Linked DNA regions of Mus musculus: region 1 is linked to region 2. The links are chromatin loops, found by intact Hi-C in ENCODE. Cell type or tissue: heart. All regions are shown on one strand. Links, peaks and the distances in the headings refer to the core of each region. The heading gives the core; the rest is flanking DNA.

Region 1 (16,078 bases), core at 3,691-11,690, 62 kb before region 2:
ATGATATAATACAACTTAATAGAGAAAAGGCTTATTCTGGTTTGGTGTTTCAGAGTCTATTACAAAGGGGAGGGGCATGTTGGAGCAGAACAACTCACCTCATGATAGCCAGGAGCACCACAAAGAGAGAGAGGGAGAGGGGGAGGGAAGGGGGAGGGGGAGAGGGGAGAGGGGAGGGGAGAGGAGAGGGGAGAGGGGAGGAGAGAGGGGAGAGAGGGGAGAGAGGGGAGAGAGGGAGAGAGGGAGAGAGAGAGGGAGAGAGAGAGAGAGAGAGAGAGAGAGAGAGAGAGAGAGAGAGAGAGAGAGAATGCCCATGATTTTTTCATTTATTACATTTGGCCCCTCACCTATGGTATGGCTGCCAATATTCAGAGGGGTCTTACCCCTTAGTTCATCCTCTCTGAAAACACCATCACAGTCATACCCAGAAATGTGTTATGTTAGCCTTCTAAGCACTTATCAATCAATCAATCAATCCATCAAGCTGACAACCAACATTACCCATCACAACTGCAAAGAAGCAAGAGAAGAGTCCACATATAAGAAAGAATTAATAAAAAACTGTCCCCAGGAAGCTCTCCCAGACTTGATAGCAGGTTCCCTCCCCCCCACCCAGTGTGTTCAAATAAATGAACCAAGTCTAAACAACTTGACAATCCTCCACCACAAGAGAGAGTGTAACAGTTGGTGCAGATCTCTATAGGTTTGAGGCTAGCCTAGGCTATGGAGAGTGCTTCAGAATGGCCAGAGTTACATAGAGACCCTGTCTCAAAATACACACACACACACACACACACACACACACACACACACACACAGATATACTGTGACAATTTCCTCCAAATTGAAACACTTATTCTTCTGTGATGCTCATTAAGACTCAGGAAGTTCTAAAGTAGACAGGTTCCTTAGGAGTTAGGAAGGAAACAATGGCAAGTGTCAGGAAGTCTCTGAAATCAGATTCACAGGGCCCTTCCTTCCCTAGGTTAAGTAAGCCTTATGCTTGCTAAGGAGAGAGAGCCAAAGCTGTGGGGCTGCCTGCAAGTCCCAGAGAGCCCCAGGCTCCCAGCTGTCAGCAGCAGGTCACTCAGGGGGTGTGGGAGTTTAGTGGTACAGCCTCCTTAACACTGCCCATGCTCTTGGAGTTATGTAGCCCTAATAAATTCAGCAACGTGCTAAGGTGGACTTTGGTCTGTCATCAGTTCCCTATCTGGGGTAAGTAGATGCTTGTTTTTTTATCACCCTAGGTAAGTTAACACAACAGAAATTTTTTTAAAAATCCATAGTTTGGAAATGCAAGAACTGAAATGAAAACTTCAGTCAGTAGTGAAGGTCAGGAGGGGATCTGGACATGCAGAATAGAGAGCTGACAACTGAGATCGATCCATCTGGGGAAAAGGAAGGAGAGAACCCAGTTGCAGTGGCAAAGCTGTGTCTCAGGCAAAGCAACTTAAGTACAATGGTGGTTTATGAAGCAAGAAGAATGAATGGAAGCATCATGGATGACAAAATCATGGTCTGTTCCTTCCCAAATTTGATGAAAATATTAACCTGCACATTTAAGAAGCTGAACAAACTCCAACCGTTAACTCAAAATCTACAACTAGGCAGAAAACAGCCTTGGCCGTTGATGAGGGCATTTCCCCAGCTTGGGAAGAAACCATCTCATATGTGAGAGCAGTAGTGCATGGAGCTGGTCCCAGCCATGGAGACCAGGAGGATGTCATATTTAAAGTATAGGAAGCCTGTCAACACAGATCATATATCTAATCAACAAATACGCTTCAGAAAATTAAAAAGAACACAGAAGTGACATGTAGCTGAGGAATTCTACTATACATGCCCACAGGAATGGAAAGAGGAAATGAATACATGTCCACGTGTGCCTTAGTTACTTTCAGCACTGGGACAGAATACCATGATCATGCCAGCTTATAAAGGAAAATGTTTAATTAGGCTTATGGTTTCAGACAATAGAATCCATGACCGCAGCACCAGCAGCTGAGAGCTCACAAATCTCCCTGAGGAAGAAGGAGAAGGAACAGACAAAGGACTCACAGTTCTGTATGTGGCAAAGGCTACCAGAGTGTCACCGGGTTCCACTGTCTAGTCCGGTTTTGAAGAACAAGTGATGGCAAGTAGCAGAGGAATTAGTGTCCTTGTAAGGACAATCAGCATCAACACAAGGCTCTGCAGTGAGGCTTCTAAGACCAGAGCACTGAGCTCTAAGTACTTCCTGGCTCCTCAATTTCCTCCCCATGACACTCTGAGTGTCCGTTTACCCTTGTGCCTCAGTTTCCTCATTAAGATGATAGTAGAATCTCTGATACAATTACTTCAAGCCCTGAATGAAGTACTGCAATGAAAACATCTCATCAGGTACCCAGCACGTCTTGTGAGTTCTATATTATCTAAGAAATGAATGAAAGGTTCTAGAACAATCATGGTTTTGCCTTTGTGTCTGACAGTCATTAAGGATTCAGCAATTAATGTCTATAATTTGTTCTTGTTTTCTAATAAAATTGTAACAGTATGTATTTATTTTACATAGTGTTCCAGTTTCCTTTCTGTTGCTATGTTAAAATAATCTAACAAAAAGCAACTTAAAAGGATAAAAGTTATATCTGCCTTTCACTTCCAGACCATAGTCCTTCACTGATGGACATCAGGGCAGAAACTCAGTGCAGTAAGTAGAAGCAGACACTATGAAGAAATGCTACTTGCTGGCTCACTTTAGCTCCTAAGCGCATGCCTAGCTAGCTTTCTGATACACTTAAGGACCATCTGCCTAGGGATAGTGCCACCCACAGTGGGTTGGACCTTCCTACAATAATTAGCATGAAGGCTGAGGGAATGGCCCAGCCATAAAGAGTAAAAACATTGCCCTTACAGAGGACCAGAGTTCAATTCCTAACACCTATATCAGGCAGCTCAAAGCTTCAATTCCAGGAGAATCTAATGTCTATTCATGAGCACAATCCTACATAATTTAAAACACAAAACGAATCAAGACAATTACTCACAGACATGCTCACCAAGCAACCAAATCTAGACAGTTCCTCAACTTAGAGGCTTCTCCTCTCAGATGACTCCAGGTTGTATCAAGTTGAAAGGTAAGGCTATCTAAGGTACACAGCAATAGGATGCACAGACATTTTCTTCATGTGTACCATGAAAGTGGACATACTTACCAGCCACTCCCCTTTTTGTTATTGCTATTCTTTCTCACAGATAGTTTCATTTCTACTTCCATATCTCACATATCCATATATGGTTTTATGTGTCTATATGATATCTAGGATAGAAAAATGGGAGGAAAATACATGCCATGTATTTTTGACTCTGATTAAATTTTGATGGTTTCTGGTTGCATTTATTTCCCTGCAAATGACATAATTTCATTATGTCTGAACAGAACTCCATTGGGCATACATAGGCCACACCTATTTTATCTAATCCTCTGTTGACAGATACCTAGGCTGATCCCATAACTCAGGTAATTGTAAATATTGTTCCATGAACATTGATATGCAGGTGTTTCTGTTGTAATTTAAAATGATAGAAAATGGCCAGAATATTGGATGTTACAATTACACCTATCATGTAACTGGCTTTTAAAATTATAACTCAAAACTTTATTAATGATTCCTAGAAGACTTTTACTTGTTATATTTAACAACATATAGTCTGTGTCTTTAAAATTATTTATATGTTGAAATTTGATAACACAAAATGAGACTTTTCTCATGATACAATCAGAAAATTACATTAGCCCTTCCAAAATAAAAAAATTAATCAGGCTCCCAACAATTATCATACAACAATTATATTGAGAACTGCACATACTAGCTCAGGCTTAGTTACTCTTTTTTTTGGGGGGGGGGGGTTGAGACAGGGTTTCTCTCTATAGCCCTGGCTGTCCTGGAACTCATTTTGTAGACCAGGCTGGTCTTGAACTCAGAAATCCGCCTGCCTCTGCCTCCTGAGTGCTGGGATTAAAGGCGTGCGCCACCACGCCTGGCTTTTAGTTACTCTTCTTAATCTGGCCATACAACTTAGGTTGACCACTCTAACCCAGAGCTGGCTTTGAAACACTTCTCATCATTCACTAGCTGTGTGACCTAGAACAAGCTACTGAAGCCAGTCCAGCTTTAAGATTTCCTTCCATCAAAGTGGTCTGGAGAAGTGACATCCACCTTGTGGGGTCATGACAGAGGGAATGGAAAGCCCCTACCAGAATAGTTCTTGGTACCCAAGTGCACCACAAAGACCTGTCATCTCCTCCATACCCTACCCACACATCACTTCATCCAAGGAATCCAAGACAATGGGAGTGACCATTTGGGGAAAACTGAAATTACACACAAAGCAGGAAGCATACATATTTCAAAATCAGACCATAAAGAGGAGATGCCCCAAATTCCAAATACAGATGTGCTCACACAGCAAAGACACCCTAGACAGGCGGGACAGATGCCAGCAAAGCACCACAGAGGAAGAAGAGGGCTGGGGCGTATGAATGTGCTTAGTCTTCTGTCACTTAGACACTAATTCTATTAGGTGAACATGAATGCAAGTGTTTTCAGTGAAAATATTATGCTTAAGGTATGAATGTGTCATTTTAAAAATTGTTAACTGCTCTAACAGACTTTTTAAAATTAACTAATGAAAGCCCAGTCTCTGGGGGACCAAAAAACGTCTACTTTTGAAGCTACAAAAATAAACACAAGAAAAACAAAACAAAGCTATTAGTGTCTAGCTAGATACTGTTTCCCACTGAAGGCACAGAGCCTGGCTAAACTTAGGGATGCTATAAAGACATGGCAGGACTGAGCTGAGGTGTTTCCTTGAAACAGGTAAGAAAGATGTAGAGACAACCCAGTTTAGTGTTCTCCAACACCATGGCAGCTGTGCCACATCAACCTGCCTGCACTACAGTGAGTCACACACTCCAAGTCACGTGTCTTTTCTTTTCTCAAGATTCTTGGCCACTGCCATTACTCCCACTATCCTGGTAGGTGCCCAAGAAGAGGTCACTGAAGGGATGAGCCCTGGGAAGAACTCAGTACCACTAGACCCCACTGCCCATGTCGAGCCTTTTCAAGTCCCTTTGACCAAGTCTGTCCCTCACCCAACCTTCATCTGCTGAACTCTTCTCAAGACCTCTGCAGGTCTTCTTACAGCCTAGATTTTGCTTCTCTGTAAGGAAAAGTCCTCTCACTAAAATACCCTCTTATCCAGCGATTTCCAAAGAACCCAGTGTCTGCTATTCCCATAGCTTATGCTTAGTTTTCTTTTTCTTTTTTTTTAATGGTTATTTTATTTGTTTACATTTCAAATGTTGTTCTCCTTTCCTGGTTTCCCTCTGTAAGCCCCCTATGCCATCTCCCATCTGCACTGCCTCTATGAGAATGCTCCTCCACCCACACACCTACTCCCATCTCACCACCTTAGCATCCCCCTACACTGGGGCATCAAGCCTCCAAAGGACCAAGGGCCTCCCCTCCCATTGATGCTAGATAAGGCATTCTTCTGCTATAGCTGCAGCTGGAGCCATGGGGTCCCCACATGTGTAATCTTTGGTTAGTGGTTTAGTCCCTGGGAGCTCTGGGGGTGGGGGTGGGGTCCAGTTAGTTGATATTGTTGTTCTTCCTATGGGGTTACAATCCCCTTCAGCTCCTTCAGTTCTTCCCTTAACTCTTCTCTTGGGGTCCCCGTGCTCAGTCCAATGGTTGTCTGCGAACATCTGCATCTGTATTGGTCAGGCTCTGGCAGACCCTCTTGGGGGACCACTATACAAGGCTCCTGTTAGCAAGCAATTCTTGGCATCAGCAATAGTGTCTGGGTTTGGTGTCTGAAGATGGGATGGATCCCTAGGTGGGACAGTCTCTGGATACATTTTCCTTCAGTCTCTGCTCCACTCTTAGTCCCTGTATTTTCTTTAGACAGGAACAATTCTGAGTTAAAAATTTTTGAAATGGGTGGGTGGCCCCATCCCTCAAATGGCGGCTGTGCCTATCCCCTGGGTATGGTCTCTATAGCTTCTGTCTTCCCTGTGTTGGGTATTTCAGCTAATGTCATCCCTGTTGGGGCCTAGGAATAAACCTCTTGCTTCCCTGGCATCTGGGACTTTCTAGTGGCTTACCCTCCCCTCCTCTCCCCCCACCCCCACAGTTCCCCATACCCCACTGCTATACACCACCATTCAATTTCCCAATCCTCTGTACTTCTCCCCTGTCTCCTCCCACACCTGATTCTCCCCCTATCAGGTTTTGATGAAATCTCACTTGTACCAGGCTGTACAAATGGCACACAACTGAACCCAAGGATTCCTGGAGCCATGGGCAAGCAAGGGGCTAGAGCCCTTGCCAGAGTTTCTACCTCTATGTGACACTAATAGAAATAGATGCTTTCTTCTGATCCCTGCTTCTTGACACATCACCAAAACCTATTCCTACATATGTCCTTCATGTCCTCAAGAGAGTCCCTGCCTTCTTGGGCTCTTGCACCTGCAGGCCTCTCCCTAGCTAATACATAAAATCAAAAAGCAAAATAAAAGTAAATACCCCAGCCCTGCTCTATACACAGAACTAGGCACATGCTCAGCAAAGAATCCCAATGCCTAGGAGCAGGGCTTGGGTCCCTACAATAAAAAACTAGGAACCGGCCAGGGCTACCAGAGGCCTAGTGTACCATCAGCCCTTCAGGAGCCAGAGTCCAGCACCTTCTACACAGGAAACAGGGTAAGGAAGTTCTGTTATAGGTGACAAAGCTCTGGAACTAGAACCCAGCAGCATACCTACTCTGACTCTGCTTCCAGCCTCAGGTCTAGGGCCGAGTGTGTTTTCTCTCTCTCTCTCTCTCTCTCTCTCTCTCTCTCTCTCTTCTCTCTTCTCTCTCTCTCTCCTCTTCTCTCTTCTCTCTCTCTCCTCTTCTCTCTTCTCTCTCTCTCTCTTCTCTCTCTCTGTGTCTCTCTCTGTGTCTCTCGTTCTGTGTGTGTGTGTGTGTGTGTGTGTGTGTGTGTGTGTGTGTGTGTACATGTGTGTATGTATATATCATGCAGAGGGCTCCAAGGATTTACTGTAAACTATCTGGAAATTCAGTGGTTTTTATCCAAACCCTTCTGGGCAACACACTGCTGGGTGCCTGACCATTTTCACCACACTGAGACAGTTGTACTACTTTCTAGGCCTGCGGCACATGAGCCACCCTGGCTCTTGGCACAAAGAGGAACGCTGTCCAGGAATCCCTAGGCTGCTGTGAGGTTCCAAAAGAAGGGCTCTAACCTGATAGCAGCCCTCAGCCCTGTAATGAAATCATGGCTGACACCAGAAGCATTCAAGCACATCTCCTGACCCACTGCCATCTCCTCCAGTCTACCCACACAGATATATCATAGTGCTCAGTGGTCCAGACACACCAACTGTGCACCCAGACTGACTTCCACCAGCATGCGGTCCTAGATAACAACACATATACACATATTATATTATATATATATATATATATGAATTTATAAGTCATGTTAAAGAAATCTAAGCAAACAGAGTGAAAATTTTAAGTTTGGAATAGTGGACTTCCAAAATGGCCATCATTTATCAAGTCTTGTTTTCTCAGCAGTCAAGCAAGTTGCAAAACTGACCTCTGGGGTAACTGTATGATCCAGCTAACTTAATGATCTGTGTGTGGGAATCCCTGGCGTAGTGCCAAGCCTCCTCATTACAGTTTTCCCTGCTTAGAATTTGCTACACGCAGGCTGCCAAGCGTTTCTCCTCGAAAGGCTATGAGGCTAAACTCACCAGCTCCCGATTCACAAAGCAACAGTACCTCAGGGAGGAAGTATTTCCCAAGAGCATGTGGCAATTGGCCACAGCACCAGTGTGATGCAGGCCTGCAGAGTACACAGAGTCATAAATGAATCCCTAGAGACTGAGAGTAAGGCCAGGTCCAGGGAGGTTGTCAAGACCAGGGGAGCCTGGGAAAAGCAGGGCTCTACGCTGGCTGTAAAAGAAAGAGAAAAGTATTTTAAGAGAAGAAAGAACCAGGAATCTGGAAGAAAGATGCATCAAGTGTGCTGTCAGATGATAACACTTATGGGAAAATAAACAGAAAAGCCCAGAACACCGAACAGTGTCACTGTGGTGATAACAACCACCTCCAATTATGTCCATGTGGAAGAGACTGACAGGGATCCTCCGAGGAAGCATTTTAATTTGCTGCACTGGGGAGATTGTGAGTATATTTTTATCTTCTATTCTGATTTCTGTTAACATTGATAAATGTTTATGCAAGAGTAATTTTAAATGCTTTCAAAGATAAAGAAATCACGAAGAAAAACAATCAAAGAGTTTGACTACACGAAAATTAGAAACTTGAGATGCTGAAACAAAAGCAACTGAAATGGTTAGAACAAATGCTGCAGCCTCGTTTGCAGCAAGTGTGATGGGCAAAGGGTTAGCAAGGTCCTCACTGACATCAACACTCCTGAAAAGCAAAAGGAAAGGTTAAAATGCCAAGAGGTGAAGAGACAAGGCACACATGTGAAAATCACAGACGTCCAACTGCTTACTGTTAACTCCCTCAGTAGTCACCTGCAGACTAAAACCAGAGTGAAACACTACCTCCATCCTAAGTCTCAGATCCATCTTATACACATAGCCAAACGCGGCTGCAGAGACCCGTGTAATATGGAAAATGTTCAAATGTTCACAAAGGGCTTAAGCGTTCGTGGCTTTTGCTTCCATGCTCTCACAGCTGAGAGTCTACCACAAGGGAATAACTGCAGAGATAAAGTCAATGCTCAGTTCAGGTTCACCTGGGTACAAAAAGAAAAACTGAGCCCCGTCTACAGGGTGAGAACAGAGTGCTAGTTACTTAAGAACCTGCTAGGTAAAACAGTAATAAACACAGAAACCAACATTAAAAATATGCCATGACAGCCAGGTGTGGTGGTTGGCCTGCTCTATCTACAGAGTGAGTTCCAGGACAGCTGGGGTTACACAGAGAAATCCCGTCTTGAAAAACCAACCAACCAACCAACCAACCAACAAACAAACAAACATGCTGGGCAGTGATGGCACACGCCTTTAATCCCAGCACTTGGGAGGCAGAGGCGGGTGGATTTCTGAGTTCGAGGTCAGCCTGGTCTACTGAGTGAGTTCCAGGACAGCCAGGGCTAGACAGAGAAACCCTGTCTCAAAAAACTGAAGAAAGAGAAAAAGAAAGAGAAAAAAACAAACAAAAAAGAGGCATGATTACAATTGTTATTTTAAAGGAATTGAATTCATATAACATTGACACACAAAAATGAGTTGTTTTCATATTTTAGAGATAACAACCCAAGTGAAACTAAAAGTGTCTACATTTGCAAAAACCTCTGCAAAATTAAACAGTGATAAATCCAGCTCCGAGAGGGACCTGAACAATAAAAGTTATGAAACACTGAGGAAAGAAATCAAAGCTCTAGACTAGTGGTTCTCAAGCATCCTAGTGGTGTGGCTCTTCAATGGAGTTCCTCATTTAGTGCTGATCCCTCACCATAAAGTTATTTTGTTGCTATTTCAGACTATAATTTTGCTACTGTTATCATAATGTAAATATAGCTGATCTGCACACACCTGATATGACCCCTATGAAAGGGTCATTGGGCCCCCTCCTAAGGGGTCACAACCCACAGATTGAGGACCACTGATCTAGACAGATGGGGAGACATTCAGTGTTTGTGGATTGGGAGAGAATACTGTTTAGGAATTGTCTTAGTTAGGGTTTTACTGCTGTGAACAGACACAATGACCAAGGCAAGTCTTATAAAAAACAACATTTCATTGGGGCTGGCTTACAGGTTCAGAGGTTCAGTCCATTATCATCAAGGTGGGAGCATGGCAGTATCCAGGCAGGCATGGCACAGGCAGAGCTGAGAGTTCTACATCTTCATCCAAAGGCTGCTAATGGAAGACTGACTTCTAAGCAACTAGGGTGAGGATCTTAAGCCCACACCCACAGTGACATACCCATTCCAACCAGGTCACACCTATTCCAACAAGGGCACACCTCCAGATGGTGTCACTCCCTGGCCCAAGAATATACAAACTATCACAGGAATCAAATGCGCCAGTGTTACCTTCAGATCCCTATGAAAACTTTAGCAGCCTTTTCAGAGGCAAGGAAAAGCAGATCCTTTAATTCATACAGAAGTGTACAAGTTTCAGCCAGCCAGAACAGTTTCAAAAAGGGTCAGAGCTATGGGGATTCTGTTTCCTGACTCTGAAACACACCTCAAAGCTAGCTGTTAAAGAGGTGAGGAACTCCCATACGAGGAATCTACATGAATGGACTAGAGTTGCAGTGGATTGAATGAGAATTTCCCCCATAGGCTTAGATATTTTGCTTTGTTGGTCCCTAGTTGATGGCACAGTCTGGCAAGGCTTAGATAGTACAACCATGCTGGAGGAAGCACATCACTGGGCTTGGCTTTGAGAATCAATGCCTTGTGCCCCTTCTGTTCACACTTTCTGCTTCCAGCTCCTGCATTTGAGGACATGAGCTCTCAACTTCCTACCTCTGCCGCCAGGCCTCCCTGACATGATGGATTCCTCTTATCCTTCTGGAACAGTAAGCCAAAATAAATTCTTCCTTCCATAAGGTGCCTTTGTTCTGGCATTTTATCACAAAACAGCAAGTGTTGAGAGACTATGAACACCCCAGAGCCCTCACATATGGCTGCTGGGAGTGTGAATGGTATAGCTACTATGGGGGCATTTCAGAAGTGCCTCAGAAAGGATAGATACAGACTCCCGAACAAGCCTGCCCCAACTCCTAGTACTAGGGTACATAGCTCCAGAAGGACTGAAATCAGAGTTCATAAGCAGTTCATCATTCCAACAGCTGAGAGTAGCCCACAGCCCATCAATGGCGGGGGGGAAAAGGGGGGAGACGGAGATAAACACATGGCACAAATATAACAAAGCAGGCTAAGTCTTGGCAACAGTATTCTGATAAAGCTGTAACACAGACAAAACTCAAATGCTCTATGAAACCCATACATGACTACGGGTCAGGCAAAACATGAAGACAGAAAACAGAAGAGACTGTGCAGGGGACAGGAGAGTTACCACCCGGGAGAAGTTGACAAGGATTATAGAAAGGTCTGGGTGGATGTACGCATGCTGAATGCATCAACTCATCGGATTATTCACCTATAGATGGTAAAACAGTAGTCAAGTGTATTCTGCCACAACTTAGAAAAAAAAAAAAAAAAACAACAAAACAAAAGAACTTGGAAGAGTACAGGTATCACATACCTGTGATCCCAGCTGAACTCAAACTCTAAATCCCCTGCCTCGGCCTCCAAAGTGCTGGGATCAATGAGTATTAGAGAAGTGCTATACATCTAAAAAGATAGGAGATCACAAGCTCGAAGGTCAGCAGCTGCTATTTTTTTTTAAAAAATCATTAGGTAGTCCTGCCTTTTAACTACTTTTCTCTATTTTCAATATCTTCTATTAAAATTGAAACTTCAAGTAGAGAAAAATAAGTTTGTCTTAAACATTTTTCAGGTTTTGACTATGTTGGGGTCCACCATTCCACATTTTTGTTCCTCGAATTTAGTTAACAAGGACAGCAAACGGAAGGAATCGACACTGAAAATGATGCAGCAGAGCTCTTAATACTCAGTCTGGGCACAGGGCCCCAGGACGCCACCCACAAGCAACAGCCCTGCCCTCTGCTGCCGGGCCGCTGGGTATGGGAGGAGAGAAAGGGCTCAGATACCTCTCTGAGGACAATTTCCTCTTTCAGTGTGGTAAAGTTCATAATTTGGCCTCCAGCCAATACATTAAAATAGGAAAGATGACTTAAAAACAAGGAGCACTCTCCCCTCCCTGTGATTGGTCAGAGCTGCAAGTGTTTTAGAAGTGCCCTTGGACTCCTAAAGTCCCTATCCATGAAGCAAGTGAGCTGGCGCTGTTGGGGTTTACGCGAGTCTCCAAAAATGTGCTCGCCCCTTTCTGACAAGTAAATCAAATGGTAGGAAGATCAATAACTCTCTAAAAAGAAGATATAATTTTTATCTTCCTTTTTACAGTCTCATATCCACTTCCGTTAGGAATAACGAAGTCTGAATTCTTATGCAACACTTATCTAAATGTGTCGATTTTATCAGATTGATGAATTTTGCTAACAAAAGGCAGAGCAAGGAAATCTTTTATGACATATATGGCCCATTCACAGGGCTGAAGCTTTAATTTAACCAACTTGAGCATTCTGAGAGAGAGCTGCAGGTGTTGGATAGGAAAAAAATCATAAATGGGAAGGCATATCAATCTTTATGACAGGGAAACAAAAACATTCTCCACTTGCTTGCCCTCCACAGGCTGGAGAAGGAGAGGCACAGGAAGAAGATATTGTCTCAGGCAGCATAGCACAGAGGAGCAAGCCCTGTCTCCCAGTGACAGATCTTCAGAACTGACCGAAAGGAGTGGCCAGAGAGAGGGAGGGAGGGAGGGAGAGAGAGAGAGAGAGAGAGAGAGAGACATCAAACAACAAGGCACGCCAGCTCTGTGTGCTCAGCAAAGTGACTAACTCATTTTCTTGGCCACATCAGAATTCTGTGGCCCCTTGAGCCCTGTGGCCTCTAACTCTTACTTCCTAATGTTGCCCATAGCTCTGATACTTTGCTACCCCAACTGCAAAGAGGCAACTGAGGTTTTCTATACCTTCTTACAGTCTTATCTCCTCCCTCTTACTTGACCCTCAACCACACACAGCCTTTTATTCCCTTGGAAAACCCCACAACCATTGGCCCACCTCCTCTTTTTCTCATGGGCCTGATTCTGCCAACCAGGCTTGCTTTTCCCCTGTAGCCAGTGATGGTTACAGAGTGACCATGCACGCTGTAAGGGAAGTTGGAGGCATTTTCAATAATTTAGAAGAAAGAGAAAAGGTGTAAGTTAGAGAAAGCAAGAAAAGAAACACATCCCTCTCTGAAATGAATGGTAATTATATCCTCAGTTTACATGATATCTCTCCCACCCCCAGCCCCCGACTGGCTGCCAGCAGAGCTGACAAGACTCTTCGATTTTTGTCCTAGTTGACAATGGAGGCATCACAAAGCAGGTAGTTGGAGAACATGATCCCCAGGCTCTAGCACTGAGGCCTGAGTTCTCATGGAGCAACACAGCATGGGACCCATGCCCTCGGTTCCAAGAGCTAGAAAGCTGGGCGCACATCTGAGGTCTAAAGTATAGCCTTGTAACTGGCTCTTAGTACATACATAGGAACATTTCCCAGAGCTCAGAAATGACAGGTTTAAGACTGCTCACCAGAGGAGGCCAGCCTCCACCTGTGCTTCTCCCACAAGTAAGGGCACCCCATTTCCTTATGCTGCAGTGCTTTCTGGGATCTTAAAAGCATGTTAGTCTTGCTTAGTGCAGCAGCAGCTGTGTGAATAGGCATACTCCACTTACCAGGATGGGAGGCTGACCTGCCTGCCCAGACCTTACACATGAGCTCTCATTAGCAAACCTACTTGGTGTTCTCAAGAGTCTTCTGCATTTTCTTGGTCATTTTGTCAATCGCTGCCTGTCTCTTCCCTTCTGCTAACAGGTCTATTTTGTTCAGCACCACAACCAGCTTCTGGCAGGCGATCTGGCCAATCACAAGGCACTCTGCGGACTGTGTCTGCATTCCCTTGGTCACATCAATCACGAGCATCATCAAATCAATGATCTGGGCACCTGGGGCAATAAAAGGTAAGGTTAGGAGAAGAGTTGGCTAGTGAGACTCATAGGAAGCCACCATCCTAGTCCCAGAAAAGCACTGCAATAGTGGGTAGATGGGGAGGAATGGCTGATACTTCCTGGCCAGTCCAAGTTATACCTGGCATAACCTCATCCAACCAAATGAGCATCAGGAGTGGCAAGGAAGCTGAAGGCCTTCTCAGGACCCCATGGCTGTACACAGCAGGGCTGAGTTTGGATAAGGAATGCCTGGCTCAAGAGCTCTCCACCTCCCTGTTGGACCACTGCTCTCATTTTCATTTCACTCAACAAGAGGGATGTTGAGCAGGAAAGACTCCAATACCTAGCTACCTGCCCTTACTGAGAAAGACAGCAAGGCTTAAAAGTACAGGGCCCCCATCAATGTATAGAGGGATAAGAGGGTCATTCAGAGTGCTTTTCCCCACAGTATTGGGTTGCCTACAATTGCTTCACAGCCTGATGCTCACCATCATTACCTTTGGTCCTACACCCCGGTTATGGCACTTCTGTTCTTTCTAGAAGGTTGGATCACCCAGAAGTGCTATATGCACGGCTGGCTGTGTATATACTTACAGCATGTCTGAGCTGGACAATAGGAGGTGCTCATATGACAGAGGTGTCAGTGATAGGAGAGTGCCAGCTACTATGTTTTGAAGCAGAGTGACCATGCATGCTATAAGGTAAGTTGGAGGCATTTTCAATAATTTAGAAGAAAGAGAAAAGGTGTAAGTTAGAGAAAGCAAGAAAAGAGACACATCCCTCTCTGAAATGATGGTAATTATATCCTCAGTTTACAAGACCTCCTCATAGGGACTTTTCAGGACCACACTATGATCTCTAGCAAGTCTGAAGAAGCTTGCTCTGAAAGTGAGTCTGATGATCAGCCCCACCTACTGCTGGGGCAGAAGGGTGCCAGGAAAGGAAAAGGTCTTCTGTCCCTGGTTACCACACCAGCAATGCTTAATCTTCATTATACTGTTTCAGGTGCAAAACACACCAGTACATGCTCAAGGTCACATGGCTGCCTGGCACTAAAGAGAACAGCTAAAGTAATTGGCCTGCTGCTCTCAGAGGACTCCTACTTAGTACTAGCTAAAGCCCTGGCCCCAAGGAACAGCAGTGTGTTTGACTGTAGGCAGGCCTGACATGGCCAAGATGTCCTCTTTTGCCAGCCTCCTCTTCTATCTTGCATGGTCAGGTAAGAATACAATACAGCTGGAAGTACAGGTGTACACAGCAGCATCAAATGAGACATGTCCTTGATTAATTCACTGGTTGGTAAGCAGTGTTCCAGATCCCTCTACTGCTGTGTGAGAGACACTGCCTCTCCCATTTCTATGAACAGAACATATTACCACAACCCTTTTCACAGAATGGAAGCAAAAGGCCCCACTATGCAATGGATACCAACTTGCCTCTGGTAACCATCTCCATCCCAATTCTAGTCAGTTGTTATCTAGGGACACTGCCTCAGACTGGCTTTCCACAATCCATCCCTAAGAACTTTAGAACATCCAGAAGAACTTACTAAACATACATAACTGATCCACAGTGCCAGAGACCTTTAAACTGATATGAAAACATCCTGGAGACAAGTACCAAAATATATGTAATTGGAGCTGGAGAGATTACCCAGCAGTTAATAATACTATCTGTTCTTGCTGCGGACCAAGGTTTGAGTCCCAGCAACCAAGTGGTGGCTCACAACTGTCTTCTAACTCAAGTTCCATGGGATCTGATGTCCCCTTCTGGACTTCAAGGGTATTTTATTCATAGTGTACAGACATGCATGCAGGCAAAACACTAATATATATATAATAAAATGAAAAGAAAAGAAAATGCATATAATCTTTGATCCAGCCAAGTTCATAAACACATAGGACACACTTGCAACACATCTATTGTTACTGAGGTTGGAGGCCATGTGAATGTAGGGAACAAGCTTAAAATAGGTAGGTATACCATGCAATAGAATAGTGCACAACCATTGACAAGAATAAAAGATCTTTGTACTACTATAAAATAGTCTGCAGGGGGGAGAAGAGCACAGGGCAGAATAAGATGTGTTCTAACTATGCCAGTGTGTGCCTGCAGATGAATGAGCATTTGCTTTCACACATGAAATATCCAAGGGAATGTTAAAAAAAAAGAGTGAGAAAGAGTGGCAGGAGTGAAACACACACACACACACACACACACACACACACACACACACACACACACTCTATCCCTTTCCATTTCAAATAGGAGTGTAAGGACTCCATTAAGATCTAGTAATATTATAAGAACTTAAGTTAAAGAATGAAACACAGACCTGGCAG
Region 2 (15,137 bases), core at 1,974-9,973:
GGAGCAGCGTCAGTGGCTGCACTGCATTTTGCTCAGTTTCTCCTGTATGAGTGTGTACACACTAGCTCGCAGTCTGTGCTGCCCTTTCACACTTTAGCTCTCCATGAAACCTAAATGTATATATATATCTGTCTTGTAAGACAAATTGACAAAAAAATATGCCTTTCTAATTGTAAAGACACTTTAAACCCACTGACTTTCTGCCCTGTTTAAGCAAGTGGCAGATTGCAAGAGTGAAGCGCGTGGGAGGTTCTCCAGAAGCTGATGAACTGATAGGAGCTCCTGCCATCCCTAAACCGTTCCTTACCATCCTCATTGTCAAAAACCTTCACAGACATGCAAATGTGGGCAACTGAAAGTCATCAAGACCTTTAAAACCCCCATAAAGATTTGATGCTTTGTGATAGTTAAAAGCTTTAAAATTCATCTTTTATATTTGGTGCATCTGGACATGAGTACGTCCCCCAAATCAACAGCAACCTGGAGGAGGGGACATTCCCTAATTGAAGCAGTGTTTTAGAAAAATATCCCAAAGCTTTATGAAACCCTCACCCTCACCAGACTTACAGACACTGGCCTACTTTAGGCTCTTATATATTAAGCTATTAAGGGCTTCTAAAAACCTGGTTTTAAAATAGCAAATCAAGAGAAAAATAGATTTCCAAAATTTGTTCATATAAATTCATTTATAAGTCTGTCTATAAGAATGACCCATGGTTCAGTGCACTCATTTATACTACAGGAAAAAACTTACAGGGTTTTGGAGAAAGACTTCCATGCTTATAGCTGGCGATGGGCAGTCCCAGGAGGCTGGAAAGTCTTATCATAGTAATGAAAAGAGCAGCAGGGGCTGCAATTATGTTTACTCCCCGAATACTGTATACTAGATATATGTCTTCTCATCCTCAAAATGGTTCTTTGATTTTGAAGACGGAAGTTGAAGTCCAAAGAAGTTAGTAATCGACTTCAGATCATACAACAAACACTGAAACCAGGACTCAAATTCCATTTCCCTGGCTCTTGGCCTCAAGCCTGTCAACTCCACCAGCTGCCTTTATGTTTCTCTGTGCTGTTCTGTGGAATCTCTTCCTTGGTGTCAGATGTTTTTTAAGAAAGACTCTGTTCCTTGCATCACACATTTCCATGACCAGAGCCTATAGGCTTCCAAACAACACAGGTCATGGATCCCTGCAGATTGGCCTCTCCAGAGACCAAGCACTGCTTTTCACACACCAACAGTCCATGTGTCTCTCCGTCCTTCTGTTACCTCACCTTTCACCACCACGGCCTTCCTCTAAACTCCACCACACTGGTGAAGTATGTTAATTTAGTCTCAGACAGAGACAAGCCTGTGTATATTATACATGGCATCAAACGCTGCTTATCTAGTATGCCTCCCACCAAAGGACAAGGAGAGTTTCTGACAAGATTTATTTTTATATGTATACTCTGATAGGATTTTAAAACCAAATTATACCTGTCATAAATTTACTGATTCAGATAAGCTCTATGTACAGCTTCACTTGTGGGATTCTACACACACACACACACACACACACACACACACACACACACACGTAATTATTCTCCCATTTTGAAGACAAGAAAACTGAGGTTGAGAGCTTAACTCTGTTAAGTAAGCACAGCAAGAGCAGAGCAAGGAAGGGCACAGACCTGGGTCAGTGCCAAGGCTAAACTGTGTGTCCCACCAGGAGCTCCCAACTGATACAGTTTCCCTCCCTCCTGAAAGACCTGGCAAGCTTCCCTCTGCAGAAGGCGTTTCTCCAAACAGGACCATGTCTTTTCCTTCGGGCTTTCCAGAGCCTGCATGTGTTGGGCTGGCAGAGCTCATATACCTGGGACTCATTAAATGGCAAGCAACTTTGAATTTGATCAATTCTTCCAGAGAGCCTCCACCTGGCCCAGAAGCCCAGGCCTACTTTACCCAGAGGTAAAGCCCATCCACATCCAGCCTCCCCCAAAGCTCAGCGACCCTGACATCATCCTGTAACCATGCACTGTCCTGGCTACTCCACAAGGAACTGTACAACCACACTCCAAAAGCAACATGCAGCACTTTGCACAAGCCAAGGCAGAACAGGGCAAGCACCTGGTATGGCCCTTGAAAGCCACGATATATGCTGGAAAGGAGATACAAGACCACACAAAACACCCCAGCATCAGGGAATCTCCAAACTATGACACTGAGTTCCCTGGGACTAGCTTAGACAAAAGCAGGGTCTCTATAGGGCAGCAGGAAAAGAGGGAGGAAAGGGTAAGCAGGGGAGATGCAGGAGATGAGAGAGAGAGGAAAAGGAGAGGAGAAAAAGAGTGGATGCCAACCTCAGATGGGAAAAAGCAGATGTGTTCTCCATCCTGTTCCATCACCAGGGAAAGCAGGGAAGTATTCCCCCTTCCTCTTCCTCACCTTAAAAAATAAGAATTTCATTTCCTAGGGCTGGAGTAATGGCTCAGCGGTTAAGAGCACCGACTGCTCTTCCAAAGGTCCTGAGTTCAATTCCCAGCAACCACATGGTGGCTCACAACCATCCGTAACAATATCTGACTCCATCTCCTGGAGTGTCTGAAGACAGCTACAGTGTAACTGATATATAATAAATAAATAAATCTTAAAATAAAATTTAAAAAAAAAAGAATTTCATTTCCTTCTCTGAAACATCATTCTTGCATAAATTAAATGTTATTTCCTGGTGCCAGCAGTGCTGAGGGAAAGAATGCCTGACCATCCCAAGGACCCTAAAAGGCAGCTATATCCTGATGCTAAACCCTGCAGGCCTCCAACCCCCAGGCACAGGGCCTGAGAGGTCGGCATCCATTTACTGGTATCCCAGTTGCTACTGCAACTCTCACATACACTCAGGGTATGTCCCCTCATCTGGTAAAGAAAGCAAGATTAGGGAAGGCTCATTTATGTGATCACAGGATGGCTTGCCCAACATTCCCACTTAAGGTCTTTGGGCTTCATGTGCATAATTTGATATAATTCACTGTCTATACACCTCTTAGCTCCCTATGAAGATCTAGAAGCAGACCTGTCTTCCCTACCCTCCTAACAGAATGCAATGCTTAAGGCACAACATGCAAAGCTTATGGAGTGGGACAAACACAAGAAAGTCGACTGACCTCAAGACCCAAACAGAAAACTGTCTCAAAATTTCACCACAAGCAATGCTTACGGAGGGAACTCTACTATAAGGGAACTCGTCAGAACAATGACTCTATCTACATTCCAGACAGAACAGCACCCAGACCATTCTCTCAGAGATACACTCTATCTCTGTCAGCATGTGTCTCTGGTGCACCCACATATTGCTTGTTACAGGGGTCTCACTCATTTTGCTCCCTCTGAGCTGACAGAGACGGAACAAACACACAGCCTAGCTGGAAGTGACCACCTAGAACATGGGTCTCATTCCTAATTGCTAGCCCTACTATGGAAGTGAAAGGACGAAGCCACCCAGAGCCACACAAAAACAACTTCTCATCCCTGACAAATGAGCTTCTTTTGTAAACGAAAGGCTCCAGCATTTTTCAAAAATTCTGTTCCTAGAAAAAAATGTTTGGTGAGCCTCTTTTACAAACCTGATGCAGCAAAACCTTTCTTTTAGACTCAGACCTAACTAGAAGTCATGTGGGTCACAGAAAAACCTGTGAGTGGCCACCCACTAACACTGCACTCAGTGCTGTGACATTCACATTTAAACTAGAAGTCATAGATCAATTAAAGACCACAGGGGATGTCATATCCCTCCTCAACTACTTATGTGGCACCACTCTTACAGACATACTCCCTTTGGATTACATAAGACTAGAAGAAGACGTCTGATTCTATACAGGGCTCAGCCTGGAACTGCCTGTCTCCTTGATTGCTGTCAGGGGACTGAAGTGGTGGACAGCCCTTTGCATCTGGGTCTCACTATGCTTTGTTGTGAGATGATCAAGGCATCAAGTAAATGAGCAATATGGGAAGACCTGGCTTGTCTCCAGTCAAAAATGCTATCCTTGTCTCTATCCTCCTGTCTTATAGCACCCACTACTCCTGACACTCAAGCTGGTCAAGCCTCGGCTCTGTGCATGAGCTTTAAGAGCATGCTCCTGATACAGTCGTCCTATGCAAGACAACTGCCTCCACCTGGGGTGCACGGGCAGCTCAAAAGCCCAGGTGGTTCCCATGGGGATGCCAAGACAAGCTATGGCCATCCTATGCCTTTCCTCCTTTTGTTTCCTCAAGCTGCTGCCATCTGTAGCATTTCATCAGTGAGTGACACCAACATCCTAAAAACACCTGAGATCAGGAGGTGACTGAGGACAGGAAGGGGCTCCCAGTTCTGTAGCAGCTGAAATCTGGTGGGGGCAAGAACTGCATTCCAGCATGTGTCCTGCTGGTCCAAAGGTTTCAGCAGAAGAGTACCATGGAAGAACTGAAAACGGGAAAATCATTATTTAAAAAAAAAAAAGGCATAGTCAATCAATCCCGGGACACCAGGATGCAGGGGAGCCACCTTACAGAATGCAGGGAGCCACCTTACAGAATGCAGGGAGCCACCTTACAGAATGCAGGGAGCCACCTTACAGAATGCAGGGAGCCACCTTACAGAATGCAGGGAGCCACCTTACGGGGGAAGGCAGAATAAAAGAAACAGGGCGGACTGCTGACGTACACACCTTCAAACGCTTCAAAAGTTAAGGCAGATAAGCTTTACATTGATGTGAAAAGGGGAGAAAATACATTTGACCTCTTGCTCCAAACAAAAATCTGCCCATCTGGTTTTTAATTAGGAAGCCGGTGTTTTGCTTCTGTGACACTGTGTAACCTCTGCTAGTGTTGTACAAGACTTGCAACCATATTTTCATTGATTTAAAAAAAAATTAAAAATAAACATTGAAAGAAACAATATTTTTCTTTTTAGGAAAAAGAAGGCTAACAAGCAGCAAAGTTTTGAAGGAGTTGTGTATTTAAAGGCATATATGAGAACTCATCACAACCTTGACTTACAGTTTATTTTGTCTTGACTACATCTGAGGTCATTCTAACTCTGCTGACCTGTGAACCAGCACATGATCGCCCGTCTGAGACTGCAAGCAAACACTGCCCTCTTGTGCACCAACAGCTCTAATCAGCACAGGGTGTGTCTACCCACACCTAGTGGATGGCGGCGTACTGAGTAGAGCTGGGTCTCCCAGCCTAGGGACTTGTCAGGAAAAGGATGACACACATCTGTTACCAGAGTGTTTGCTGTGCATCCCCAGATTGCCTTCTGAGGCAGATTTTGAGATAAGAAGAAGGAAGCTCCAACTGGAGAAATCAGACCTAATGCAATAGATTCTCATGGTTCCTAGAAAACACTCACTCTTCAAAAAGCTGCTGGTTATCATGGGAACTTTTATTATGCACTTTAAAAAACTTTGAGAAATGATTGATGAACTTGCAATAATAAGTAAGTAGCACTTCCATTTACTTAAGAAGTCTGCACAAGGGAAGGAAACCCATTAGGTTCCAGAGGAGAAAAGAATCCCTCAGGTTACAGTTGCTCTAGTGACTCCCCCAAAGCAGACACAATCACTTCCTGGAGACCAAGCTGGAATCTCAAGAGAGCTCTGAAGTCAGTTACTATTCCCCTGTTTTAAGGAAAGGGAACTAGGGATGTGGCTCAGAGGCGGGGCGTTTGCCAGATCCTAGGTTCAATTCCCAATACGGCAACAAAAATAACACAAAGAACTTAAGAAAAGGGCAGAAGACACCTGTGCTAATTTAAAGCCAGTAACTCCTGCTCAGCAGCAAGCTCAGGGGAACAAGCTTCTCTGAAGTCAGTTTGCAGTTCTGTTCCAAACAACAGATCATCAGAACGTCAGCACCCACTCTTCCACCTCACGGGCACAGCTTGGAGACCAAACCATAGCAACCTCAGTTCTCCTGAAAAGGCAAAATCTGTCCCTTCCTGACCCTGTGTGTTATCTTTCACCCAGGACATCCTGCAGGAGGGGTGGTGGGAACATCAAGGGCAGTATGCTCAAGGAGACTAGCAAAGTATGGCCAGCTCCGTGACTGGATGGATGCCTTACTTGACATCTCTACTGTCCACTCAGGACTGCTATCTTCCCACCCTGTAACTGGAGCCTGAGATGCCAGTGTGCCAGTGTACCACTGGTCACACTACAGAACAGTGGAACTGGCTAACTACTGCCATGCCAGAATTGCCTGCCAACCCTATTTCCACCTCAGCCCATTGCTCTACTACAGGAAAGTAGTACAGAGTGTTCCCAGTACACAGGAGGCCTGAGATTCGATTCTCCAATACTACAATAAAAACATTAAAATTTTAAGAAAAGGGCAGGAAACACCCACATGAATCTGAGGCCTGGTAACAGAAACCGGCAGGACTAAGGACACATAAAAGCCAGTAAAGAAAACCTGGTATGGCCAACCACCTGTAGAGGGCTAGTGTGAATGTCTCTCTGTGTCCATGGATCACAATATACCATTGCTTGTCCTCCAGCAAAACCAGGGCTAACAGAATCCAAGTGTGCATATCTGTCCAAAGATAGCCATGACTGCCTACCACCCCCTCTCCCCATTACAGACCAGCCCAACCTGCCCTCCTCAGAGCCACTGCAGGCGCTGCTCCTCTGACATGTAGTATCCATCCCCAACTCACCAGTCACAGGCCCCACACTTTTCCAGAATTTACTTTCAATCCTACTGCCTCAGGAAGGTGTAAGGGAGATACCCCAAAGCCAACAGTCCTGTACTGTCCTTGGTACTGACCATAACTCACAATCTTTATGGTTTTGTTACTTCCTAATACCTGCCTCCCACCTGTCTGGGAGGCTAGGGTAACTTCTGCCTTCCTTGCATGCAGATCTCTTAGGGACTGCTAAATGAACTTGATAACATGATGATGAAACTCTTTCTGTGTCATCAAACTTACAGAATAAGGTCACCTAGCCCTACCTTTAGGATATTAAGAAGCCCAAGGAAAGAAATAAAGCCAAGAAGTCAGGCAAGGAGGTTTTGCAGCCTGCAAGCCTGCTTCAAATGACACATGACAAGTAAGGTCTGGTCTCAATCACCATATGTTCATGAAACCAGCAGCAAAGCCCACAAGGACTTTGTGCTAGTACCATCACAGTCACATCAAGAGAAAACAAACAAGTAGTGGAGGGTGAACTGGCTAACTGGGGGAGGAGAGAGAGGCAGGATGGAACAAGCATCAGCAAGTCTTGAACATCGACAGGGCAGAGCAGCACCAGAGCTCTCCCCCAGACTTGAGGAGTCTTGCTGACCCCAGGAAATTCATCAGTATGTGGTCTTTCATAGTGATCAGTTGAACCCCATAATCACTGCTGACTTCCCAGGTTCCTAAGAACTTAGCACTCCGGGATCTTACATTCAGCAGGCTTGCTTATCAGAGCAAATCAGGTTTTTGGCCATGGTATCAGACAGGACGTGACAGAGCTGAGGCTGCCCACCAGACAGCTGGAGGCCTCTCTCTCCTTCACCAGCATCAGCCATGGGCTTGCATTATGCTCATTTCCCCATCCATGAGCTCTGGGGCAAGTTTAAAAGTTCCCCTCCTGACTCAGAATCAGGTCTGAATTAATACCCTTCCTCAAAAGAAGGCCAGTAGCAAAGTGAAAACAGACATACTAGACAATGCCCTTTGAAAGCCTCAGCAGGGACAGAGGGTGACAATGCAGCCAGTGGCTCCGAAAGAAACCTTAAGGTTAAAGGTTCACAAAGGCATAAGAATTACCAAAGTACAAGTTTGTTCAAATTTCCTCCTGCAGATTTAAACAACCAGGGTCAAGCTGAAGATTGCTGGCAAAACCCTGAGACGACGCAGCCCTTTTGAACTGCAGAGAGAAAGGAAAATACACAGCCTGGGAGGGATCTACACTATAGCTCTTAAAACTGTTCTTGAAAGGGTCACCCCTGTTAACTCAAAATCAGCCTGCTGAAGGATGTTTGAATACTGGTTCTCTTAAAAAAAAAATGACAAGGGGTGCTGGGCCCTCGCTGTGTGCGGCGAGCCACACTGAGGTCGCCGTGTTCTCGGCATTAGTGTGCTGACCCTCTGTGGGCCGTGAAATTAACCATCAGCATGGCAGAAATCTGCTATGAGTTAAACTACTTTGCTACGCAAAGTGGCCTGAAAATGAAAAGTGAGGATTGAATTTCCATTGAAAGATTAACTTGTCTAACCTCGAGGCAGGCTTCTTCCACTGTTGAACTTTGGGCAGTCCCTTAAAGCATCACAAGAGTAGGACTGCTTGGTGCAAGCAGTAGGAAATGACCTCTTCTTCATCCATCCATCCATCCATCCATCCATCCATCATTCATTCATTCATTCATTCAATAGCTCCTGAGTGTCTACACATATGCATTAGTTATTCAAACTGGGCCAAGTCCTATCCTATCTCCTTAGAGACCAAGTTAGAAGATAATAGACCCAGCCCTCAGAAGGTTTACCCACTAAATACAAAATGAGTGAGATGGAAAAATTCAATCCCTGAGTATTCACAGGATGCAGGAAATCATAAATGAAGTTACCTAGTCCAGCCTGGGAGGGAGACAAGGAGGTTCCCCAAAAAAGCACTTGTTAGTCGGGCGTGGTGGCGCACTCCTTTAATCCCAGCACTTGGGAGGCAGAGGCAGGAGGATTTCTGAGTTCGAGGTCAGCCTGGTCTACAGAGTGAGTTCCAGGACAGCCAGGGCTACACAGAGAAACCCTGTCTCATAAAACAAAACAAAACAAAACAAAACAAAACAAAACAAAACAAAACAAAAAGAAGCGCTTGTTATCAGAAGGCAGAGCCTGAGAGAGCATATTCTGTCTACACAGAAGTATCCAAAGGGTGTCACGTAGTCCCAGTGGGAGAAAATGCAAATCTATCAGAAAGGACCACATTATGTCATGATGTGGGGCTTGGGCTTTCGGACAGTAACTGAAAGTTTAAGCAAGGACCTATGGAAGGTACCTAGGAAGAGTTTCTGGCTGCAGACTCAAAGCTATGTAAAGGGAAACTGAGTTCATCCCGTCTAGAGCTAGGTGAAGCCTATCCTAAGCAGCAGTTGTACTGATGGGACTTCTAGAGGTACAAGGTCAGCAAGTGAGTCCTGTGAGGAAAAGGAGAAGGAAGACTGAGAGTCATCTCACAGCCCATTCTTTGAAGCACCACTAGGAAGGCAAACAGGGTGAAGGGGCTTGGCAGGTGTGCAGACCAACTAATGAGCAAGTCTGGAATACCAAGGAAGGCAGAGAGCCCCAAGCTCTTTCCCAGGAAGATAACAGCCCCCAGCACCAAACCACACATAGAGGAGAACACCAACCCTAGTCCGTTGTAGGAATGTAGAACCAGCCATTTCTCAGTTCATCCAGGGCTGCACTGTCAGCTGCACTGAGGCAAAATTTGTGTCCCCACGCCTCAGCAGCACTAGCTTAACACAAACGCTCCAAGGCTTACAGCCACACCACTGGGCTACACAATCAGAACTTTACTGAGTCTGTTACTCACTTCCTCTTTTGTGAACTTCATGCTCTGGTCCTGCCTTGTCTGACTTGTCTCTAGCTGAAATGTCTCCTTTCTTCGACACTGGTAAGTTTTCAACAATATTCAACGGGAAGTTCTGTTGGAAATGTGGCTGTCCTTCACAACAGGTTGTCAAGCTCTGCAGTAAAGGGGCATCGGCAACAGGGAGCACCGCTGGACACCAATCCCTGCCAGCCTCTGCTTTTCTAGTCTCTAGATGTCAGGCGGAAGTGTTAAAGAAACAGAGCCTTCTTTCTTAGGCCAGTCTTTCTCCTCTAGAGGTAAGCTCTGCAGACCATCCCCGAGCGTGCCCTAAGCCATCACTCCAAAATAGGAAATACTGAAGTACACATATACTAGGCCTCTGGTGCCTGTGTCAAAAGGGCAAGGAATAGGACTCACCTGAAAATGACCACAGTAGAGTGACTGTCTTCAAGTGTCACAATGCAATGCAGACGAGCAGTTTTAGCTCTAATATCAAGGTCAGATGGCCAAGGGCAGCAGTCATTGACCTCTCCTGGGCTTTAAACCTACAGCAAAGGCTAGGCCAGGCAGGTTCTGCGACTAAGCAGAGCAACATTAGTGCATTTCCCGCACTGATTTTAAAAGAAAAAAGTCAAGTTTATCTTTAGGTAGCACCTGTGTGTGCTGCCAAATAAATATCCTCAGGAAGTAGGTTAGAGACAAAGGAAATCATTTTAGTCTTCCTGAAGGCCTCAAGAAAAGAGAGCATCATCACAATATGGTGACAGCAAAAGGAGGAAAGTCAACGGATCGCAACAGCAAAGTTGTTTTTTCTGCTGCCAAGAGGAGCATCCCATTAGCTAAGTCCTCCCTCCTACCCAGTGAGGCCACTTCAAAGCAGCAGGAGCCTAACTGCACCGCACAAGAAATGAAAGACCCAACTAACAAAAAGCAAAGCTCAACCGGTCCAGGAAAGAATGGTGAACAGTGAATGGTGGCGCTCACCTTAATCCCAGCACTCGGGAGGCAGAGGCAGGTGGATTTCTGAGTTTGAGGCCAGCCTGGTCTACAGAGTGAGCTCCAGGGCAGCCAGGGCTATACAGAGAAACCTGTCTCGAAAAACCAAAAAAAGAAAAAAAAAAAGAAAAAGAATGGTGAACAGTGGTGCAAGGACGGATGCTGAGAGAACCTGTGCTTGGGACCAGACATCTCATGGGCCATGTCTAGAAACTGCTCTTCAGGAGCTATGGCTTTCTCCTTATATGGACATGGATAGACATGGATAAGGGCGTGACTGCAATCCTGGACAAAGCACAGCCAGGAACTAGGCTAGGGGAAGCTTGAGGCAGCTCTCACCAGCTGAGACCTACAGCAAGCTGCTTAGGTCCACCAGAGGCTCCCTGACACAGGCTTTGAGAATACAGTAAGTATCTGGGGTCTTGAATGGTGTCTAAAAGGTAGTATGTGTCCTCCAAACATATAATTACCCTCTTCTGAAAGGCAGAAGCTCTGTGGCCTTGCTTGGCATTCCATACCAGCACTCCAGAGCTCTGTATTCCTCCCGCCTGTCTGCTTGCTTACTGTTGGAAGAGCACATTCAGGACACTTGGCCTTAAAGCCGCTTGACCTGAACTCTTTTTCAAACTCGAAGGGAGCCTGTAGAAACCACTACAAGGACCCTTGGTTAAAACACACTCTCTCCCACAAGGTACACCCAGCTCCTAAACTCTATCCCAGACAACCTCTAGCCACTGGACCTGTTACTCTCTCCCTCTTTCATGACTCCATGTTCTAGTCCTGCCTTGTTTGTCTGCAAGCTGGGTTCTCTAGCTGAACTGTCCCCATCTTGTCAGTAAGCTCTCAATTACCCTACAAAGTTACAACAAGATATCCCCTCCTCCCAGAAGTCTTCCTGGACTGGCCTAGCACCTCATCACACTTCCTCACCAGATGCACCTGCTCTCACACCCCAGCACTTTGCTGAGGCTATTCCCTGTGGCTATTCTGCCTGCAAATCTCCAGATCATCTGTTTAGGCTTGGCTCTGTGTCCCCATGGGAGGTTGGGAGGGGGCTCCTTCCTGCTTGTGCCACAACACACTCACACATCACATCACATGATATAGGTTCTCCTGATCAAGACTCTTAACAACTTAACTATATCTTGTATCTTAACTGCCCATTCCACTCCTCCCGCCTCCCCTGACCACAAAACCCTTGAAGACATACACAAGGTTTGTATCTGGCTTCATATCCAAAACAACACTGCACAGCTATGCACATAGAACCAAAGTGAATGGATTAAAAACACTAAGACAACTGGGCATAGTGGTATACATCTTTAATCCTAGCACTTGGGAGGCAGAGAAAGGCAGATCTCTGTGAGTTCAAGGCTAGTCTGGTCTACATAGTAAGTTCCAGGTCAGTCAGAGCTATGTAGTGAGAATCTGTCTTAAAAATAAACAAAAAGGGGCTGGTGAGATGGCTCAGCGGATAAGAGCACTGACTGCTCTTCCGAAGGTCCTGAGTTCAAATCCCAGCAACCACATGGTGGCTTACAACCACCCGTAATGAAATCTGATAACCTCTTCTGGTGCGTCTGAAGACAGCTACAGTGTACTTATGAATAATAATAAATAAATATTTTTTAAAAATAAACAAAAAGGACTGGAGAGATAGCTCAGTGGTTAAGAGCACTGATTGCTCTTCCAGAGGTCCTGAGTTCAATTCCCAGTAATCACGACCATCTGTAATAAGATCCGATGCCCTCTTCTGGTGTGTCTGAATACAGCAACAGTGTATTCACATATATTAAATAAATAAACCTTTAAAAAAATTTTTAAGGGGCTGGTGAGATGGCTCAGCGGTTAAGAGCACTGACTTCTCTTCCGAAGGTCCTGAGCTCAAATCCCAGGAATCACATGGTGGCTCACAACCATCCATAATGAAATCTGATGCCCTCTTCTGGTGTGTCTGAAGACAGCTACAGTGTACTTACATATAACAATAAATAAATCTTTAAAAAAAATTTTTTTTTTAAGCAACAAGACCCAAACCCACCAAGACATCACCATCTGAACCTCTATTACTACAAGTCCCTAGGAGAGGGGTCCCCAAAGGTTAGGTATGGCACAGAAAGAAGCAACTTAGATGATTTAGTAAGGTAGTAAGTATCTTTTTTATCACAATTAGAAACAGATTTTATTTTTGAAGAGATGAAGTATAGTTACATGCTACAGTATGGGTTAACTTTAAAAAGCATGCTTGAAACTGGGAATGCCATAATGCCAGCCCCTGGGAGGCAGAAGCAGGAGCACTACAAGTTCAAGGCCAGCGTGGGCTACCCAGTGAGACCCTTTCTCAAAACAATAACTACAAAGCATGTCCCAAACCCAAGCCAGGCACAAAATAATTCCATTTCTGTCAGAGTCTAAAATCTACAGAGCTGTGAAGGAGGCTGGCAGCTGCCCAGGTCTGCAGAGCCGACTGTGAGCAAGCACAACGCCTCTTTGTAGAGGACAGCCATGCAACTCCATAAACACATGGGAAAACACTAAGCATGCTGAACTACACGTTATCTGAACTAAACTGCTTTTAAAACCATCATGTACTTTCTGTGAGGCAGCCAGGTAGAGCTACAGAAGACACAAGCATCATCCCTACCCCATGGTGCTTCCAGCCATACAGTACTGTATGGTCCTTCCAACAGCAGAGGACAACGTGTTGCTCGGTTCAGACTGGTTCCCAGCCCTATCGTGAGGCTGCCTTCAAAATCCCACTCTCCCTGGAACTGGGACTATAAGGTAGCTGAAGGCCAGAGCTAGAGACAGCATCACCTTCTACATGCTACCAAAGCCCTTACTGGGAAGGGAACAGAGAATCATGAAAGGCTCAGTCCCAGCCTGGCTGAGGTTCCACTGAACAAAAGAATGACCAAGAATGGCTAGGTCCTGGGGCTTCATTGATAGGTTATCTTCCGAAACGCATGCCCAAATCTTACCCTAGCCTGAATGAAGTGGTTCCGAAGGAAAACCCAGAGACACTCACTCAGATGCAGACAGGAGACGTTCAGCAAAAAGCTTAAAAGCAATTAATTTTAAGTGATCACAGCTTTACCAAAGCTGTGGCTACAATTTCCTTCTGACTTTGATTATAACCTTCCAGCAAAATATTTGCCTCAAGAAGGCAAAGTCTTTGCATTATTTTCTATTCCTAGCATGACTACAAAAATATTCTTTGATTTAACATTTGATATGTTTTATTCTCAAGGGCAAGCCCCATGAGAAGAAAAATGTACCCCAACGGAATGAAATATGACTACCTGCTTCCATTTTTCTTTCCTGTTGGTTCCTGCTCAAATATTCTGCATTAATTTAAACTCAAGACTGTGTCTGATGTTGTGCCGCTCCCACACTGTCACCCCAACCAAAGCAAAGTCACCCGCTGTCCGGCTCCAAGGGAAAATGGTGTAGAGGAGCTCAACTTGAGTCTCCTGGAGACAGCTAAAGGCACTGCAGCTCGGAAGGAGATCAAGTGGGGTCAGAGAATGATAAGCGCCAGGCACAACAGAAGCACTTGTATTTCTACAGCAGCTCTCTGCAGTGAGGCAGACTTCCTACTGACCAGCCTTTGAAGCAAGGAAAAGCAAGCAACTCATGTTGGCTCAGCATCACCTGGTAGTAGAAGACATCACAGAGGCTGTTCCAGACAGCAGAATCTCCCATATGCGTGTGTGCAAGAGTGCAACCGTGTGTGTGTGTGTGTGTGTGTGTGTGTGTGTGTGTTACTGCTGAAAATAGAGTACAAGGAGCCAAGGCACAGCCGATGCCTGATGACAAAGCCTGTGTTGAGGGAAGCACTTCCCATTCTAGCACCTAATAAGTGTCAATGTTATACAAGCATGTAAGTGCCATACATGTGTTCCTACACAGATGCTCACAGAAAGGCCACAGGCAAGGAAAACAACAAGTCTTTTCATTTTTTTTTCCACTAGAATAACACCCCCGATGTCCCCGGCAGCCAAGGCCCCTGTCCAAACCCCCTCTGCTTATGCCAAGCAACATTCTGGCCTAGGTGTGCATGCCTCAAGGCCAGTGTGCACTACATAGAGTGACCTGAGAAATTTGGTTGATGGCATGTATTCTTTTGCACACACAAACCCTGTTCCATTCCAAAGGAAGGAATGTCAGAAAGGAAGGTTGTCAGACAGAATACAGAGGGACTTAAAGGGATGAGCCTGGAAAAGCAGATCAAAGGGCCAAAAACTTGTACTTCTGGGGCACCGAGAGCACAGAAAGTCAGAAAAATAAAGCTTTTCTTTATATATGTACATAGCTAAGCTTTACAAAGAAAAATGTCTCAAAGGTAAGAGACAACGCCCCCTAGGCTCCAAGTGCAGTGACTGGGTCAGACATACAAACTCCTGTGCATTCCTACGCGGGAGTGGTCCAGAGAAAGCCCTGGCCATGCAGGACCTGCCTCACACAGTGTGTATGAGATGGGAAGGCTTGGAGACCCATCATAAACAACCAGAACAAAAGACTCAGAGACAAAACACTGTTAATCCTTGCAGCCACCAGAAGACTATAAATTGCTAAGCCAAGAGACCAGCATTTTTTCTCTC

What was found. Peaks named below come from ENCODE experiments on the same cell type or tissue, not always from the same donor. Only the 100,000 strongest peaks of a DNase experiment are listed, where the experiment ranks them.
Region 1: it touches region 2 in a loop (1.9-fold over the local background); 3 of 42 quality-filtered maps call a loop at or near these places.

Annotation. Positions count from the first base shown.
Region 1 is chr6:88,362,679-88,378,756 of GRCm38, forward strand. It overlaps Eefsec (eukaryotic elongation factor, selenocysteine-tRNA-specific), which reads right to left. Exons shown (of 7, transcript NM_023060.3): 2 at 13,526-13,733. Among named protein-coding and RNA genes, the nearest start is that of Eefsec, 76 kb to the right of the region's middle. In heart, for the core only: no CTCF peak of the experiment used is centred there; a DNase peak (open chromatin) is centred at 7,843.
Region 2 is chr6:88,426,280-88,441,416 of GRCm38, forward strand. All of the region lies in intron 1 of Eefsec (eukaryotic elongation factor, selenocysteine-tRNA-specific), which reads right to left. Among named protein-coding and RNA genes, the nearest start is that of Eefsec, 13 kb to the right of the region's middle. In heart, for the core only: a CTCF peak has its summit at 5,132 (motif pointing left); a DNase peak (open chromatin) is centred at 5,132.